Linked DNA regions of Mus musculus: region 1 is linked to region 2. A link is a loop called in an ENCODE intact Hi-C map of the cell type or tissue named here. Cell type or tissue: left cerebral cortex. All regions are shown on one strand. Each heading gives the region's core, and the rest is flanking DNA. Links, peaks and the distances in the headings are about the cores only. Region 1 overlaps Gm36434 (a long non-coding RNA gene). Region 2 holds the start of C130026L21Rik (RIKEN cDNA C130026L21 gene).

What was found. Hi-C counts contacts between places; a loop is a spot of excess contacts. Peaks named below come from ENCODE experiments on the same cell type or tissue, not always from the same donor. Only the 100,000 strongest peaks of a DNase experiment are listed, where the experiment ranks them.
Region 1: a loop joins it to region 2, with 2.3 times the contacts of the local background. A loop is called at or near these places in 2 of 42 quality-filtered maps.

Annotation. Positions count from the first base shown.
Region 1 is chr5:111,664,674-111,672,999 of GRCm38, reverse strand. Gm36434 (a long non-coding RNA gene) reads right to left here. Exons shown (of 3, transcript XR_389526.3): 2 at 8,042-8,326; 3 at 6,262-7,728. Among named protein-coding and RNA genes, the nearest start is that of Gm36434, 5.0 kb to the right of the region's middle. In left cerebral cortex, for the core only: CTCF peaks have their summits at 4,907, 6,652 and 6,854; DNase peaks (open chromatin) are centred at 879 and 6,736.
Region 2 is chr5:111,577,617-111,585,942 of GRCm38, reverse strand. It overlaps C130026L21Rik (RIKEN cDNA C130026L21 gene), which reads right to left and starts at 4,382. Exons shown (of 4, transcript NR_015546.2): 1 at 4,073-4,382; 2 at 3,647-3,764; 3 at 3,433-3,522; 4 at 1-109. RefSeq lists an enhancer at 7,647-8,326. In left cerebral cortex, for the core only: a CTCF peak has its summit at 3,613 (motif pointing left); DNase peaks (open chromatin) are centred at 3,830, 4,318, 4,514, 6,750 and 1 more place; H3K4me3 peaks cover 1,691 bases; H3K27ac peaks cover 2,119 bases.

The DNA of each region.
Region 1 (8,326 bases), core at 274-8,273, 87 kb before region 2:
AGTGGAGTCTAGCACAGGAAAATCATAGAGGTCTAACTCCAGGGAACACAAAAACAAAATGGCTGCAGGGATGGGCAGGACTGGGGGGCGGCTGAAGATACAATGTAGCCACCGAACACAGTGCTACTTTTTAACAACGTCATTCTTCATACCATGCAAGGCATGCCTACAGGTTGGATGCCTGCTTGCCACCTTACAACCCAACCATTTAAATCAGAAATACAGCTCTGTACTAGCTCACTGGCAGATGGAAGGCAGTATTCCACCAAACACAATGCCCATTGGATGCTGTAGTGTGCAGCCCCGCCCTCCAGGCTCTCAGGCAGGTCTGGGGTTAAAACTGCAGGATGCATAAATGTGCATAATTAATGCTCCTGGTTGAATATGCAGATTGACAATCAGGATTGACTTGCGGCTAATTGATCAGCTGTCTGCAATCACAGCGTTCAACACCTTGCTTACACACCCTGGAGAGCACCATGGCCTGCCTGGTTCAGGCTTATTCTGAAAATGGTCCCTCAGCCTATAGGCACCCCCACAGTCTGCAGCACCCCCATACACACACCCTGAAGCATCCCAAGCTTACAGAACCCGCACAGCTCCCTGACTGCTCCCCACAGTCAGACATACCCCCACAGCCAGCAGAATCCCTCCACAGACCACAGACCTCCCCAACAGCTAGCGTCCCTTGTACTTCAGAGCAGTTGCTGTTCAGTACTGTCCAGGGAAGAGGCCTGCTGTTATGCCAATGTGGGAGTAACAGATAGGAAGGACATTTTACTTGGTGTTCCACCTCTAATAGACGGGAGAGTCCTGCTTGCAATCCAGACTGTGAGTTCTAGGAGACATGCATGGAATCCTCCGGGTAGATCAAATCTATCCAACACTGGGGGTGGATCTTCCAGACACTGGGGACTTTACATAACTCAGGAAGTCATGAAGGTGATATTAAGAGGAAGACTTTCTGTGAGATGACGAAGCAGTGAGGTCTTCCATCCTCATGAACAAATCAAGCTGTTCGAACAGGAGTGGCTTCCTGGCTTCCGTCCAGCTGTCTTTCTGTCTGGTTGTGGCTCAGCTGAACCCTTGCACTTCTGAGCCTCCAGAACCTCAAGCCAGAGACACTTCTGCTCACAATTTTTCCAGTCTGCGATATTAACAACACAAGAAGCAGGAAGCAGGGCTGCACAGCTTCACCCTATCCGTGGTGGCAGACCTGAGCCAGGGTCTGAGGACAGGCCAAGGCGGGTGAAGGCAAACACCTAGGTGAGAATGGAAAGCCAGGGAGTGGGAGGACTATGGAAAGATGAGAAGGAGCACCTCCTTCTGGATAAGTCCCCAGAAAGAAGGGCTGAAGGGCCTCAGCTCCAGCAGGCTGCAGGAAGACATCAACAGCTGCCAAAGGATCGAACATTCTAGAGAGAGAGGTCTCCACTGGCCTCGGGACTGCATCTGCCTCTTTCCCAACCACACACAGTTCTCTCTGGCACAGATCCTCCCCTCTCCCCCCTTCACTCACGGTGGGGGCTGATGGATAGGCTTTCCCACCTTCTTGGGGACAGAGATGGAGGCAGAAGTCACAGACCTAATTAGACTCAGAAGGCAAAAGTGGACAGACTACTGAGGCACAAGTAGAAACTTCTCTCTCTTCAGCAGGGGTCACCCGAGGGTCACCTGTTACTGTGAGTAGTTCCACACATCCTGGAAGGTTGCACCCGCCAATATGAAGGGACCCAGTCCTGACAAACACAGGAGAATTTTGCTACCTGTTTCCCCAGAGGAGCAGTGGTTTAATGAAGGTTCAGAACAGGAAAGAACTTGGGGCTTTCTCCTTGTGGAGTGAGAGAGAGTGCCTGCAGGTCTCCCAGGCATCTTCTCTTCTTGTTCATAGCTTCTTGCCAGCTGCTCGCTCATGTCCTTCTCCAACACCCTCACCTAAGGTAAATGACCACACCCACTGCCCACAGCCAACTTTATAGAATAGAGAACACATGTTGGCTTCATTTTATTCATTACTGTTGCTGTTGTTGTTGCTGTTGTTGTTGTCATTGTGTGTGGTATGTATATGTTCTGGGCTTATGTGTAGGGTTCAGAGAGCAGTTTATGGAGCTGGCTCCCCTCTTCCACATTTACATGCTGGGCTGGCTGGCCTTTATCAACTTGACACAAACCTAGGTATAATGCATTATGAGAGAATCTCAATTGATAAATTATCACCGCCAGATTAGCCGGTAGGGAAGTGAGTGGGGGCACTGCCTTTGTGGTGACTGATGTGGGAAGGTTCAGTTCATTGTAAGCATTGACATCCCTGGGCAGGTGGTCCTGGGTTGTATAAGCAAGCAGGCTGAGCAAGCCAGTAAGCAGCACCCCTCCATGGTCTCCGCTTCAGCTCCTGCCTCCAGGTTCCTGCCCTGACGTTCCTGTCATGACTTCCCCTGATAATGGACTCTAAATCTGTGGACAGAAAGCAAATTAGAACACGAGGACTCTGGAGAGCAATTCTGGTCATCAGCAAGGCACTTTTCCTCCTGAGCCTCTTGCTGGCCCCGTTTTACTATTTTTAAAATGAGAAATAAACACTATGTTGCACTTCTGTGTAGGCTCCTCATCCGGAAGCACCTGCGCTGTGGAGAGTAGAGACAGGTGAGGGTGTGCTGTTTACTTGCTTGTCACAATTCTGTGAGTGCCACTCTCTCACAGAGACATTGAGAGCAGCTACAGCACCCGCCCCCCCCCCCCCCAACCCACGGGCTTGCTTTCCTCGGCATCTGCTGGTCTGTGGCCAACTGCTGTCTAAAAAAAAGAGAAAACTCTAGAAGTAAATAATTCATACATTTTAAATGGCTTTAATTTTTTATTTTCTTTGCTTTTCTGTGTATGGGTGTGTGCCTGAGTGAATGCCTGAGCACCGAGTGGATACAGTATCCACCCAGCCCAGCAGAAGGAATCAAAACCCCAGGAAATGCATTGAGTTGGTAATGGAGCACCTGTCCTCTGGAACAGCAGTCAGTGCTCTTGACTGCGGGCTGTTATTGTCTTGGCCCTCTAAGTAGCTTTTATTACTGTCCATTACCTGATCTGTTTTTATCAATAGTTGTTTGCTCTCTCGTTGTGCCAAGTTATGAGGTGACTTTTACTGCAGGATTATGTGCAGGAGCAAATGGCAGTCTCTTAGCTTTAGGTTTCTGCTGGGATTTGAGACAGACAGCCTGTGGGACTATACTTCACACTGTTGCTAACTCCCTAATTCTTGAAGGCCTGCTTTCCGTATGTCTATAGGACTAATGCTGCCGTCTTAGTTAGGGTTTTTACTTCTGTGAACAGACACCATGACCAAGGCAACTCTTATAAGGACAACATTTAGTTGGGCCTGGCTTACAGGTTCAGAGGTTCAGTCCATTATCATCAAGGCAGGAACGTGGCAGCATTCAGGCAGACATGGGGCTGGAAGAGCTGAGAGTTTTACATCTTCATCTGAAGGCTGCTAGGAGAAGACTGGCTTCTAGGCAGCTAGGAATAGGGTCATAAAGCCCATACCCACAGTGACACACCTACTCCAACAAGTCCACACCCACTCTAACAAGGTCACACCCACTCCAACAAAGACACACCTATACCAACAGGGCCACACCTCCTCCAACAGGACCACACTCCCTCCAACAGGACCACACTCACTCCAACAGTGCCACACCTACTCTAACAAGGCCACACCCACTCCAACAAAGACACACCTATACCAACAGGGCCACACACACTCCAATAGAGCCACATTTCCTCCAACAAGACCACCCCTATTCCAACAGGGCCACACCTTCTTATCATGCTACTCCATGGGCCAAGCATATACAAACCACCACAGCTGCACATACAAAGCTGAAACCGGCCATGAGCTGGGGCAGACAGGCCCTTCCAAGTGCCTGAGCAGTTAAAATTACCCAACAGACACCCATTTTCTAGCTAGATACCCTAGAAGCTCTCTCTTAGAAAAAAAGTCTTGGTGGAAAATACTTGATGTGAATTTGCGGTTTTCTATCCTGACCTACAATAGGCGTAATCCTATTAACTTCTTAAAGCACCCCAAGGCCACTTTCCTACTGTCAACTATGCAGACTGAATCTTCTGTGACAGTTCCCATCCCAGTCTGTTATTTCACCCCTGCTGCCTCTCAGGCCAAACCGAACATGCTTTGTAGCTTTCTGCTCTGATTTTGAATCCCAGGGTTCACTGTAAACCTGGCTAAAAGCAGCCAACAACAACCATGCCACAATTTCCTCCACTAAATTAATTGGGTGTCTCTAGGTAGTCCTAGCTGGCCTGGGATTCTCTAAGTAGACCAGCCTGGCCTTGAACTCACAAAAATCCACCTAAACTTCCCCCCCCCCCAAAGTGCTGGGATCACACCCTGCTTAGCCCCACACTCAAATTTTCAGGAAAAGGGGCAAAATATGCATAGACAAACTATTTGCCAATGTGTAGAATGGATAGCCTCTAGTCTGGCTCCCATTGGAGTCCTGTTTGCTCAGTTTGAGAGCTCCTGAGTACAGTCCTTATTGTCCACATGTCTCTCAGTCTGATCTTCCACAGTCCTGCTGGGATGGCCCATGAATCTCTGCTTATAGCACTGTGGGGTTTCCTCAGCCATTCCTCCTACTGCCATATCTACGTGATTGGGATCAGTCATGGTGACTTCACCTCTGGTAGCAGTTTTCTGTTAGTTCCTGCCTTGTGACCTGGTGACTGACAGAGGAAACCAAAGTGGTTACAATTTATTTCTACTCAGGGTTCCAGAGGGAGCGACACAGTTCAGAGCTGCAGGATTGCCTGGCAGAGGCTGTTCACAGCATAGTGAACCAGAAACCAGTGAGACATAACTTGCATTGGGCATTGCCTTTGAATCCTGCCCCCGGTGGCTTGTTTCAGCCACTACACTCCATGAAGTAAAGTTACTTGGTCGTTCAAATAGCACCTACCTGAGACTAAGTATTCATGGCATGTTTAGAGTCAAGTCATGATGGTCACCATGAGCCCATTGTTCTGCTCCAGAACAGACCTCAGAGCAGCAAAGACTAAAACCCATGATGCTATGAGCCAACCTGGACCTTGATTCTTTGTAAGTTGATTGTATGAGTATCAGTTACAGCAGCAAAGGACAGGCAAGCAGAACCTTCTTCCCTCATGATGGTTTGGGGCACCTGAGTATGTACACTGTGTGCTGTAGGAGCTACTGTGACCAGCATCTACTACCTGAGACACCAGACACTATTTCTGCTTGTCTCTTTACCTTTGTTGGCCTTTATGGGCAGAAGCAAATTGCAAGGTCAACCCAGCTGCCAGAAGAGGTCCCAAGATCCCTGTACCTGTTAACAGAATGTGTAGGGGAGGGGACATACCACTGCCATCCTGAGCCCTTATACCCCTCTGCCTTTTGAAGATTCAGCCTGTGGGGGCCTGTCACGCACTTGCTGTGTAACATCCAAGGGGGCACAATGAGTCACACTGCCTCGACTGGCTCTAGCATGCTGACAACCACCCCAAGTCTGCCTGGACCTGGGGAAACAGTGCTATCCTAGTTATAAGACTCCTCTCCTTTTCATCCCTGTGTTCTGGCCACAAGCCATTTTCCCTTCCTAAACATGCCACCAGCCCTCCTGTCAGGGGCTGCCTAGAACACTGTCCCCTGCCTCTCCCAGCCAGGTTCAGTCCCCTGTCCTTCTGACCTCCAGGGGTGGACTTTGTGCTGAGTTTGTGTTCTCTCCCGGCCCCTGTGAACACCAGCAATCACTCACTTCAACCATCATCAAACTGCAGTCTCGGCTCCCAGGAGGACTGTCGTTACGCGTCTATGTCCCTGAACACTGAGTCCAGAGCAGGACACAGTGTCGTCCCTCCATGCTTGCCTGTGGGAGGGATGGAATGGAGGGACAGGAGACAGATGTAGGACATCAGCCATAGAAAAACCCCACTGAATGCTTGTCTGTCTCTCGCCATCACCTCAAGGGCAGAACCAAAGCCCCAGGTCCCGTGCTCCTGACATCTTTGTCCACTTCCCCACCTACTCCAGACTCTGGGACAGCAAAGCTCAAAGGCTCTGGGCAGCCACAACCCCATTGCTCTATAAGCCTCTAAGTAACCAGAGATAAAGGGAAGAGGAACACAGAGGTCTGTAGGGTGACCCCTCAGAAACCCCAGGAATTGGGTGAGACTTGAGGGCACTTTTATTCAGACAGTGTACAGGCCTGCATTCCATGCCACCCAGGGCCTATCAGATGTCGCTGCATAGAAAAGGTCCTGTGTGGCAATCAGGACCTGGACTCCAGCTTGATGGGCATCTGCCATCTACTGGCCCTTCCCAACCTTCCCAGCTTGACCCATGTTATAGGGAGGAACCAAGTCCTGAAGACAGCACCCGACTTGCCCGAGGCTAGTGATGTCATGAGACAGGGTGGTAAGAAACAAAGCCTGGAAAGGCAATGTCCCTCTCACCTCTCTGACAAGCACAAACATCGCCACACATGTACACATGCCTGGGCCACTGTGCTCACACCTAACCACGACATGATAACAGTCACGTCAGATTCACCTTCCAGAAACATCCTCTACCTCAAGGGCCAGCCTCAGGCAACCCCACCATGACAGTAGCCGCGTGGGGAGGGGCAACTGTAGAGAACAGCTGTCTGGGGAGCATGTGAAGGGGTAGGGCTAGAAACATGGTGGGCGTTCCCAGAGTAGGAGAACATTTGTCAGCCACGGGATCTGAGCAGCACAAACCCTGGTGTCCTCACAGTTCCCTGGAGAACGAGGCAGAGCAGATGCACAGCGCCCCTCAGCGACTCTCTGGCAGTTAGACCCGTCTCCTGTTGAGTTTCACCTACTTCCTGGGTCTGGCTCCTTCCTGGGGTCTGTCCACAGAACCCAGGACTAATGCAGTGCCCCCCATGAAGGAGATGGCTTGCCTGCCAGACCAGCCAGCCCTCCATTAATGCTGTAGGCTAGCACGGACCATCCTAATCTGTTTGATTTCTAAAGCAAATGACTTTGGCAGTTTGGGGAGGCTGGGGAGACATAGACACTTATTCTTCAAACCAGGCCATGTCTTCAATAGGAAAGGGAAGGGAAGAAGCCAGAGAAAACAGAAAACAGGCACCCGGGGCCCTTTAGCGGTGAGACACACACCACGCCAGCTTGCTCCAATCCTCAAGGACTGACCTTCAATCTCAGGAAAGCAAGAGCATCTTCTACCCCCAAACTCAGAGGCTCCCTGCCTTCCAACAGGTAGCAAGCGCACAATAAACATGCACGCGGCCCATCTGCAGCACCCAGACGGTTTCCTTGAGTTGTCCTTCAGCGGAGTTGACTAGGAAAAGGACAGCGAGCATGATTAAAGCGGCATGTGAGTCGCCATAAATAATAAATCAATAACCGTCGGTGATTCACCCGGCGCTCTTCAACTGGATTTAAAACAAAAAAATTAAATATAGAACAAAAGGAGCGGCGAAGGAAACGGGAGGGAGCGGGAGGCAGATCTTCCTGCTGTTCCCACCTTAGACAGGACCCTCCGGAGGGACTGCGCTGTGGCCCCGGGTGGGGGTTGGGTGGCTCTGCGGGGGGTCGTTGCTGGATGAAGGCATCCTGCTGACACCTCGGTGCAAGGTGTGTGGAAGGAAGCATAACAGAGTCCTGTGGTGGGTCCCGCCAACTCGTCCTGGAGATGAGGGGAGTGTGCGAGGCCTGGGAAGAGGAGAAAACATATCTAGAAGCTTGGGGCTTTCTCAGGTCAAAAGGCACCCACCCAATGAACAGCAGACTCTGTAGCGAGGTAACAAGCCCGTTCTGACACCTGCTGCATGTGGGTCCTGGTGACAAGGACGGGCCCTGCTTTTCTGCACGCAACCAGCACAGGAGAGCCACAGGAAGGGTGGGGCAAGAGGTGGCAGCAGATAGGGAACAAAGATGACCTCATAGGCAGTCCTCTTAGGCCCTGATCATTATGGTGTCCCGGTAAAGAAAAGATACTGAGATGGCGTGCTCTCCTCCCACTCACCACCGTCCGAGTGTCCTAGGATATTCCTGGGCAGAACCCTGAGGTCCAAAAGGCCTGACCACTCTTGCCTGAGCCCAGGGGAGGTGTCTGCAGGCTTGTGCAGGCTGCAGAAGGCCATGGAATTGAGTCTCCGAGCCAAGGGCTCTGGAACAGCAGGGAGAATGAAGCGGGAAGGAGCCTGAGGTGGGGTGGGTGACATTCTTTCTGTCTGGTCATCACACAGCCCCGTTGGCCTTGGAATGGCAGCTGTGGAAGCAGAAACTTAGCTCCTGATGGAGAAATCTT
Region 2 (8,326 bases), core at 272-8,271:
CTCTAAGCCAAGGCCCGGAAACACGACAGGCTGGAAACAAACTCCACTAGCATCCATGAGCATATAATGCTTTTCTCTTTCCAATTCTTCCATGTTGGGATCTAGAAAACTGGGAACAAGAGTGACCTTGAGTGGTTAGGAGCTCAATGAACCATGGGTGCCCGCACCAGTCAGTAGCTCACAGGGCATGCCCTGCCCTCATTCTGGAAGATGCTCACAAGTTAGAGGTGGCAGGTGGCTCACTGGTAGATTCTCAGTGCTTGGGACATAATTGCTGCCTGGATAGATGGATGGACAGAAAGACCAGATGGACATATCTCACCCATGACTGCAGACTGCCCCTCAGGACAGCACACCTCATCTCTTCCTAGGGGAATCAGTCTCTTGCGGTCTCAGCCGGGCTCTCAGCCTGGAACTGCCCAGCTCCTTTCATAAAAATCACTGAGTCTACCAACTCACACAGACCTTGAGTGTGGGAGGAGCTAAGACCAGAAGTCCACCAACAAAGAAGCTGAGAGACTGAGGACCAAAGTGAGTCCCACCCTGAACTGCTGGTGGGGACAGAATGAATCATAGGTTCCAAGGACAGTGAAGGCAGACCTGGCTGGGGGTGGGGTCTCTTATGAGGCAAACACTGTTAGAACCAAGGAGAGCATTCTCTGGGCATTGGCTCTGGCGTAAGAGACCTGTCAGCATCAGTCAGGGCATCGAAACCAGAAACTTCTCCATAGGAGAAGCTAAGGCGTGAGAGTTAAGGAGTCCTTCAAGCTACCTAAGGCAGACCTGGGGTCTGGAGCCAAAACCCAGGCTCTTCTCCTTTACCCACTGTGTCACACAGAAGCGGTTGCACTAGGTGGGGGCATGGGTTCAAGTAGAGCCTCCCCGTCTTAAGGGTCACCATCCAGAAAATCAGCCTCTCGGTATGGTTCTCTGAATAGATTGGTGCACTGTGATCAGAAGATATACATGAGAAGGGGACTGAGGCTGGAGGTGCGTTGCAAGGCTTCCTGGAGTAGTCACCATATAAGGCCCAAAGCCAACAGTTGTGATGGCAGTATTTACCAGAAGGTTCCCAGGAAATGTGTGAACTGACTCCAAAACAATGTTTTCTTGGATCTTCGATGTCTGACCAAACAACCTACAACACAGTGTTCTGCCTCTCAACAGCTGCACTCCAGACACACTGGCCTTCCTCCCACAGCATGGTCTTGGATCTATCTGCCCCAGGGCCTTTACACATGCTGCTTCCCCCAGAACAGCATTTTCCACCTTTCATATCATCAGCTTCCTCTGATCTTTGGATTTTAAACGAAAAGTCTTCTCAGAGATACCTTCCCTGATCATCCCTCTGGTGCAAATTTAGTCACCTCCCAGTTATTCAAGTTTACTTCCAAGGAGAAAAATCTACATCCATGATACAGCTGTGTCTTGGTTTGTTTGACCCATCTTCCCCTTAGTATTGTGGGTGCCTTAGGGCAAAGGATGTGAACACCTGCTCCAGTGGCTGCTTTGCCTCAGCACCCAACATGCAGAAGACACACAATATAGACCTAGATAGATGGATGGGTGGATGCATGGATGGATGGATGAATGACTGAATGAATGGGTGGGTGGATGGGTGGATGGGTGGATGGATGGACAGTTGAGTGGATGGATGTTTGTATGGATGATGGATGAATGAGTGAGTGGGCAGGTGGGTGGATATGTGGGTGGGTGGATGGATGGATGGACAGATGGATGGGTAGATGAATGGATAAGTAGGTAGGTGGTGAATGGATGAATGGGTAGGTAGATGGATGGATGAATGGATGGACAGATGAGTGGATGGATGGACAGACAAGTGGATGGATGGATTGGTGGATGGATAGCTAGATGGATGGATGGACAGATGGACAGATGGATGAATGGATGTAGAGATGAGTGGATTGAAGGACGCATGCAAGAATAGGTGAATAGATAGGTGAATGCAAGTATGGCTGGGTAAGTGGGTGGGTGGATAAATTTATGGATTGGTAGATGAACGGATAGATGGCTACTGCATTATAAATACCACCTTTAGGCAGAGGACTTGGACACCTAACTTTCTTTGTACGACTGTGAGAAATCAAGTCTGGTAACATGAGGTACGACGAGGTGAAGGGACAGGACTATTATCACCTGCTCTACGATAGAGGGAATTGGGGATGGCTTCCCAGAGATGAATTTCTTCTCAACCTTAATGTTGCTAGGAGCCAGTGAGGCTGAGGTAACAGCACCCACAGGGTGGGCTCTTCCATGCGGGGTGTTTTACCCAGAGTGGCCCTTACTCCACTGTTTGTGACGAGAAGGTAAATGGTTAAGATGAAGGTAGCTGGAGATGTCACAGTTGCTAAAAGCATTGGCTGCTCTTCCAAAGGGCCAGGGCTTAATTTCCAGTACCTATATAGCAGCTTACCACCGTCTAACCCCAGTCCCAGAGGCTCTGATGTCCCCTATTGGCTTTGGGGAGCACCAAGCATGCATGCAGTGCATAGACAAACACAGGCAAAATGCCCATACACATAAAACAAAAATAAATAAATCTTTAAAACAATGCTGATCCTTAGGCACCAACCTAATGAGCTGGAACCTTTAAGGCCCTCCAGAACATCTGCATTCTCATGTGCTATCCCAGCAGTCTCTGAGCCCAAAACCCAGTCTCTTTTTGTTAGTCAGGAACCAGCAGTCCAACTGAGCCAAGGAGCAAGCTGCCAACAAGCCGTCCATATGTATGCCCACAGACCAAGCTTGCTCTTGGTCCTTGAGGTGGGGATAAGCTCAGCCTTTCCTCCAAGACTCAAAATCAATCAATCAATCTCTCTCCTCCACCACCTTCCTTGGCAGTTCCAAAGAATCTGAGCTGACCCCATCCTTTAAGCCCTGCTAAGTCATGGTGACCCTGTTCCTCATGGGCTGCTGAGTCACCGCCAGAAACCTGTAAACTCAGTCCAAGCATCATTCACAGGAGGTAGGAGATGCAAGAGCATGAGTTAGTTTTTTGGTTTTTGTTTTGTTTTGTTTTTTGAGAGAGAGAGAGAGATCTGTATGACTGACTTTGACGTTTCTGCCTCTGGCAGCCATTTATTGTCTTGTGAGGTAGACAATCGTCCAACTGTCAACAAACACACATCATCAACATCACAGCTACACATCATCATCTTCGCTGCACGTGCCAGAATTCCCATGGAGAGGCTGGGAGCTCCCCCAGCTCTGAGTACCCACCACACAGGGGCAGACAATCCTCCAGTGTCCCAGATAGAGAATCTGGTGAGCTGAATGACTGGCCCCATGAGAAACTGAGACAGAAGGAAGAATCTAGAGCCTGTGGGAAGCCAGTGGGGCAAGCCACTGTTTTTTGTCCAGAGCCTCAGTTTTCCCTCTGTAGAATGGGTGTCCACCCTGATCCTGTCTTACCGAATATGATGTCCTGGTGCCATTTCCAGTAGCCCTCCTCTGGTGTCACTGCAGCTCCCTGAAGATCCTATGGGGGAACCAAATTTCTGCCTATTGGACACAGAGTAAGGCAGATAGACACAAGATACGGTTGACTTGTGAGGCCAGATATCAGAAGAACCATCCCAGCCTCTGCCTCCCTCTTCTGGGTAGCTGCAGCCACTTCAGGACCCACCAGAGACGGATGCAGAGGCCTCCACCCACAGAAACTGCACGAGCTAATACCGAGTTATCGCTGCTTCCCGGTAACGAGTCTCAAGTCTCGGGGCTGTTTGTTTCACAGTTACAGACAGCTGACACACAGAGAGAAATGGATAGAAACACACCAAAATACGATCATCAATCCTTGGTATTTACTGTTCCTGGGTGCCAGCCAGACTCTGCTCATGATTTCTGCTCATTCCCTGGGTACACACCAACATAGAGTTGCTTCACAGATGAGCAAAGTGTGCCCAGAAACAGGGAGCTACTTGCCCAAGGGCACACAGCCTGATAGGGATGTTAGCAGGTCTATCAGTCTCTGAATTGCAGCACACTCTGCATTCCAAGCGAGGATATGGACTCCCCGCCACCACCACCCCCGCCCCCGCATTAGTGTTACCTTCTAATGGGGTGTTTTTCCCTGTGGGGAAGACATAAATGTCCGTGTGTCGGCAATCCTTCGGGGCAAGTCAGCAGAGACCTCAGCATCAGGGACTTCTCGGATGGTAGCAGGGAGCCACGTGCTGGAGAAAAGCCCAGACCCTGGAGGGAATCTCAGGAACTTAGCAAGGATGGCTGGGCTGCTGTCTGCCGGAGCCGCAGGGGTTAAAGAGAAAGGCTGGTTTGAAGAAATTCTCTAAGCTGGTGTTAGATCAGGAGGAGAAGGCAAAACGCTTGTAAATTCCACCCGGGGAATTGGGCCCCGAATCGGCTCACCTTTCGTGGACACCCCCGCAGCCCCCGCCCCGCCTGAGAGGACAGCTGACCTTTGGAGGGAAATAATGAAAAGAAGAAATTCCTTGGAGAAAATAATGTGTCCGGGCCTCAGTAATGAGATCGGCTCCTTTCATGTTGCCATGGCGACGGCAGTCATCTTATAATACAAACCCATGAATGGTCCGGGCGGGCAGCCTCACAGCCGAGGGGCCAGGGAGGGGGTTAGCCTCTTGCAGGCTGGGGTCAGGGGCCACCGGGCCTCATTTCCCCGAGATGCAGCCTGGCTCCGGGGTCTCCGGGGCTGGGGGCTTGGGCCTAGCTGACAGTTGCACCACAGCCCTGGGTTCACGGGAACTTTGCAGCCTGATGCTGGCGGCACCTTCTTGGCTAAGCAGCCGCTGCAACCCACATGCGGGGTTACTCTGCAGCTGCTGCCTAAGGGAGACACGGGAGCTTCACTGTCAGATCAGGAAACTGAGGCACAGGTCGCAAAATGAGCTCCTCCTGGTTCAGTTCTTAGGCCACAGCTATGTGTGGTCCAGACCACTGTTGGGCCGGGACCTCTCGGCAGCAGGGAAGTGGTTAGAGGCTGAAAAGATGCTCCTCTCAGACTGACAGGACTATGGAGGACCACCTGTGTGTGAAAACACACTGGGCTGGGCTAGCCTGGTGGCAGAGCACCATGTGACACTCATAAAACCCTGGGTTCCATCGCCCAGAGCCTCCCTATGATTGACATCTGACAAGTTACAGCTGCCGTTTGTCAGTGGAATGGGGCTGGAGAGCTCAGTGGTCACATAGATTTTTTTTTTTCTTGCAAGCATGAGAAGGCAGAATGGATGCCCAGAACCCAGGCAGGACCCAACGCAAGAACAAGGATTTGCCAGCCCAGGGATCTTGCCCAGTGATGGGAGGCAGAGACAGGAGGGTCCCTGGAAGTTCTATGGCCAGCTAGCTAGAGTACACACAGCACATAAGAGGACCTGTTAAAATAAGGTTGAGGGTGAGGATTGAGACCTGAGGTTGTCCACTGATCTCCACACCTATGCCACAGCACACTTACACACGTGAACACACACATCACACTCATATACATACATACATACATACATACATACATACATGTACGCAAATGTTTAAAGTGTGTGCATGTATGTAACAGCAGGAAGGATGGTGCACAGGGAAAAGTCTCTGTTAGAACTAAACCAAAGTACAGTGTAAGCCTCAGCAGCGTGGTGCCCACACCCCTGCGCTGCCCTGCACTTTGCGTGGGCGGTGCTCTTCCTTTAGGGTTGAGGGTACTCTGCCTAGATGGGTTATTGCAGCTCAAGGACACTGCGGGAGACAGAGAACACTGTCTGAAAGCAGACTCACGGGACACACAGGTGAGGCAGGGGGTCTTCAGGAGGGAGGCCTAGAGGAGAGTGGCAAGAGAGGAATGGATGCAACAAGGAGAAGAAGGGAGGAATCAGAGAGGAAAGAGGAGAGGGAGGAGGAAGGGGAGGAGGGAGAAGAGGAGGGAGGAGGGGAAGAGGGGGAGGAGGGGGAAGAGGAGGGGAAGAATTGGGATAGGAGGGAGAAGAGGGGAAAGAGGGGGAAGAGAAGGGGGAGGAGGAGGAAGAGGGGGAAGAGAAGGGGGAGGAGGGAGAGGAGGGGGAAGCGGGGGAAGAGAAGGGGGAAGAATTAGGGTAGGAACGAGAGGAGGGGGAGAAGGAGGGGAGGGAGGAGGGAGATGGGATTGAGAGGAGAGGGGAAGGAGGGGAAAGAAAGGAAGGAGGGGGAAGAGAAGGGGAAGAATGGGGGAGGGAGAGGAGGGGGAGGAGGGGGAAGGTGAGAAGGAAGGAGAGGAGGGGAAGGATAGGGGAGGAAGAGAAGGAGGAGGGGGAGGAGAAAGAGGGGGAGGAGGGGGAGGGAGAGCAGGAGGGGGAGGAGCTTAATGAGAGGGGAGGCAGCAGGTGGTCTGAGGCTTCAGAGCTGGGCAAGGGAGAACTGCCAGCTACCGTGTGACCTTGGGGGAAAATGCAGTCCCACATGGCTTCCTCGTCCACAAAGACTCTCCCAAGAGGTCCTGGGAGCAAAAGAGAGAGGGAGGGACAGGGCTAGGATGGAAAGGCCCCTCGCATAGTGAAAATGCAGCCCCCACCTCTGCACAGCCTTGTGGCCCTCTTCCTCCTCCTTACCCTTGGAAGCCACAGGCCGTGGGAACCAGGGCTGTTCCAGCAGAGACCCCCAGGCAGAGACGTAGTGATGGCATCCCTTAAAATAACAGTGTGGGTAAGCTTTTTATAGGTCTCTGTCTGACAGGACAAGTTAGAGGGATTTCTGACTGCAGAAAAATCCGGAGATGTCAGGCATGTGGTGCCTGCAAGAGAGCTGGGCGTGGTGCGTCTTGAGGGGTGTGGTTAACTGTCCGCCTCAGCTGTGTCCTTTCTTCTTGCCTCATGGGAAAGAGACTCCGTGACTTGGTGCCTCCTGGACCAGCCCCGCTGAGCACCATCCCATGTGGTTCCTCATGAAATCCCCACAGGTCATGTCATGTCATAAGTGAAGAAACAGAGACTCGGATCAGACATGTAGCTCAAGGTCACTGAGCTTATGAGAAACCTGACTGGGAACCGATCAGCCACCTACCTCCTTGGGAGCCTGGGCTCCTAACGCTAGGTGCTAGTCCTGAGGCTCTAGTGTCTGTGCCCTCGACCTGTAGCTTTAGAAATCTTAGGTGAGACAGTAGTTCCCAGGGCTCAGGAACAGCAAGTGCTGTATGGAGAACACTAGAGTCAGGATCAGCTGGAGCCCTGCAAGGAGTCCCACACCAATCTACAGAAAAAACTCCAAGTAGAAGAAAATGTCAGTCCAGGGCAGCTAACAAGATGACAGATGTCTCTCTATCCCCCTGAGTGTCTGTGCTGCTGTAGATGGAGCTGCTTCAGTTAAGTACGGAGCCAATGCAGCTCCATCCTAGGTGCCCTATGTGACCTTGGGCTCCGTGCTTCATGGACACGTGAGGGACAGCCATTCCGTTTCATCATTTGCACAGACAAGGAAACCCAGGGTCTAAAAGGCAGAACCCAGTCTCCAGTCTCCTAGCGGCTTCAGCCGCAGGCTGCCAGTCCTTGCGTGAAGTGCACAGCTTGCCCACAGGCTGCTGCAAGAACAGCCTGGTGACCCCGTGACCTCATTGGCAATAGTCCTCCCAGCCTGGGGCTGGATGGTGTCACCCAGACACCTGAGGGTTGTCTCGGACTCCTCAGCCTTCCAGTTCCTGAGAAGCCTATGGTGCTGAGCACATCTGGCCAGTTGGCCAGAGCTGTAGACAACATCTGGGAAGAGGTAGGGAGGGAAGAGGGGAGGGAGGGAAGGAGGAAGGGAGGAGGGAGGGATCCCACTATCTGATGGACAGGACCTTGGACCTGTTCCAGATGGGCCAGGTGAGAGCTATAACTTCAGGTCCTAAAAGTTTGTGTTTTTCCATGTAGGTATGCATGGCGTGTGTTTGTGTGTGTGTGTGTGTGTGTGTGTGTCAAGTTGTTGGGAAAAGTGTATGCACGCATATGTGGTATGTGTACAAGTGTTCCTGTCTGCATGGGTGCCTGCCTTTGTCTAGCTGTGCAGACCTGAATAAACCTTGGTGAAGCTGCTCCCTGCACCAGGTCACGCAATTCTCTGAGTTGTTTTTTGCTGTGGCTCTGCCGAGATAGTCTGGGGGGATACCAGCAGGCCAAAGCTGGACAGACACCCTCCTGCCCAGACATTTCTGGTGCTTCATAGACCGGTGGTGGAGGTCCTTCTGCATCCCCCACCCACCCTGGGACAGCCTGCTGCAGGAATGTGGGATTCTATCTTCTCCCAGACAGCGTCAGCCATTCAGGGCCCTTTCCCTCTGGCTTGCAGCCAGGTTTAAGAGTTTTACAAAAATTCCCAAGACCTTTAGCCGCCT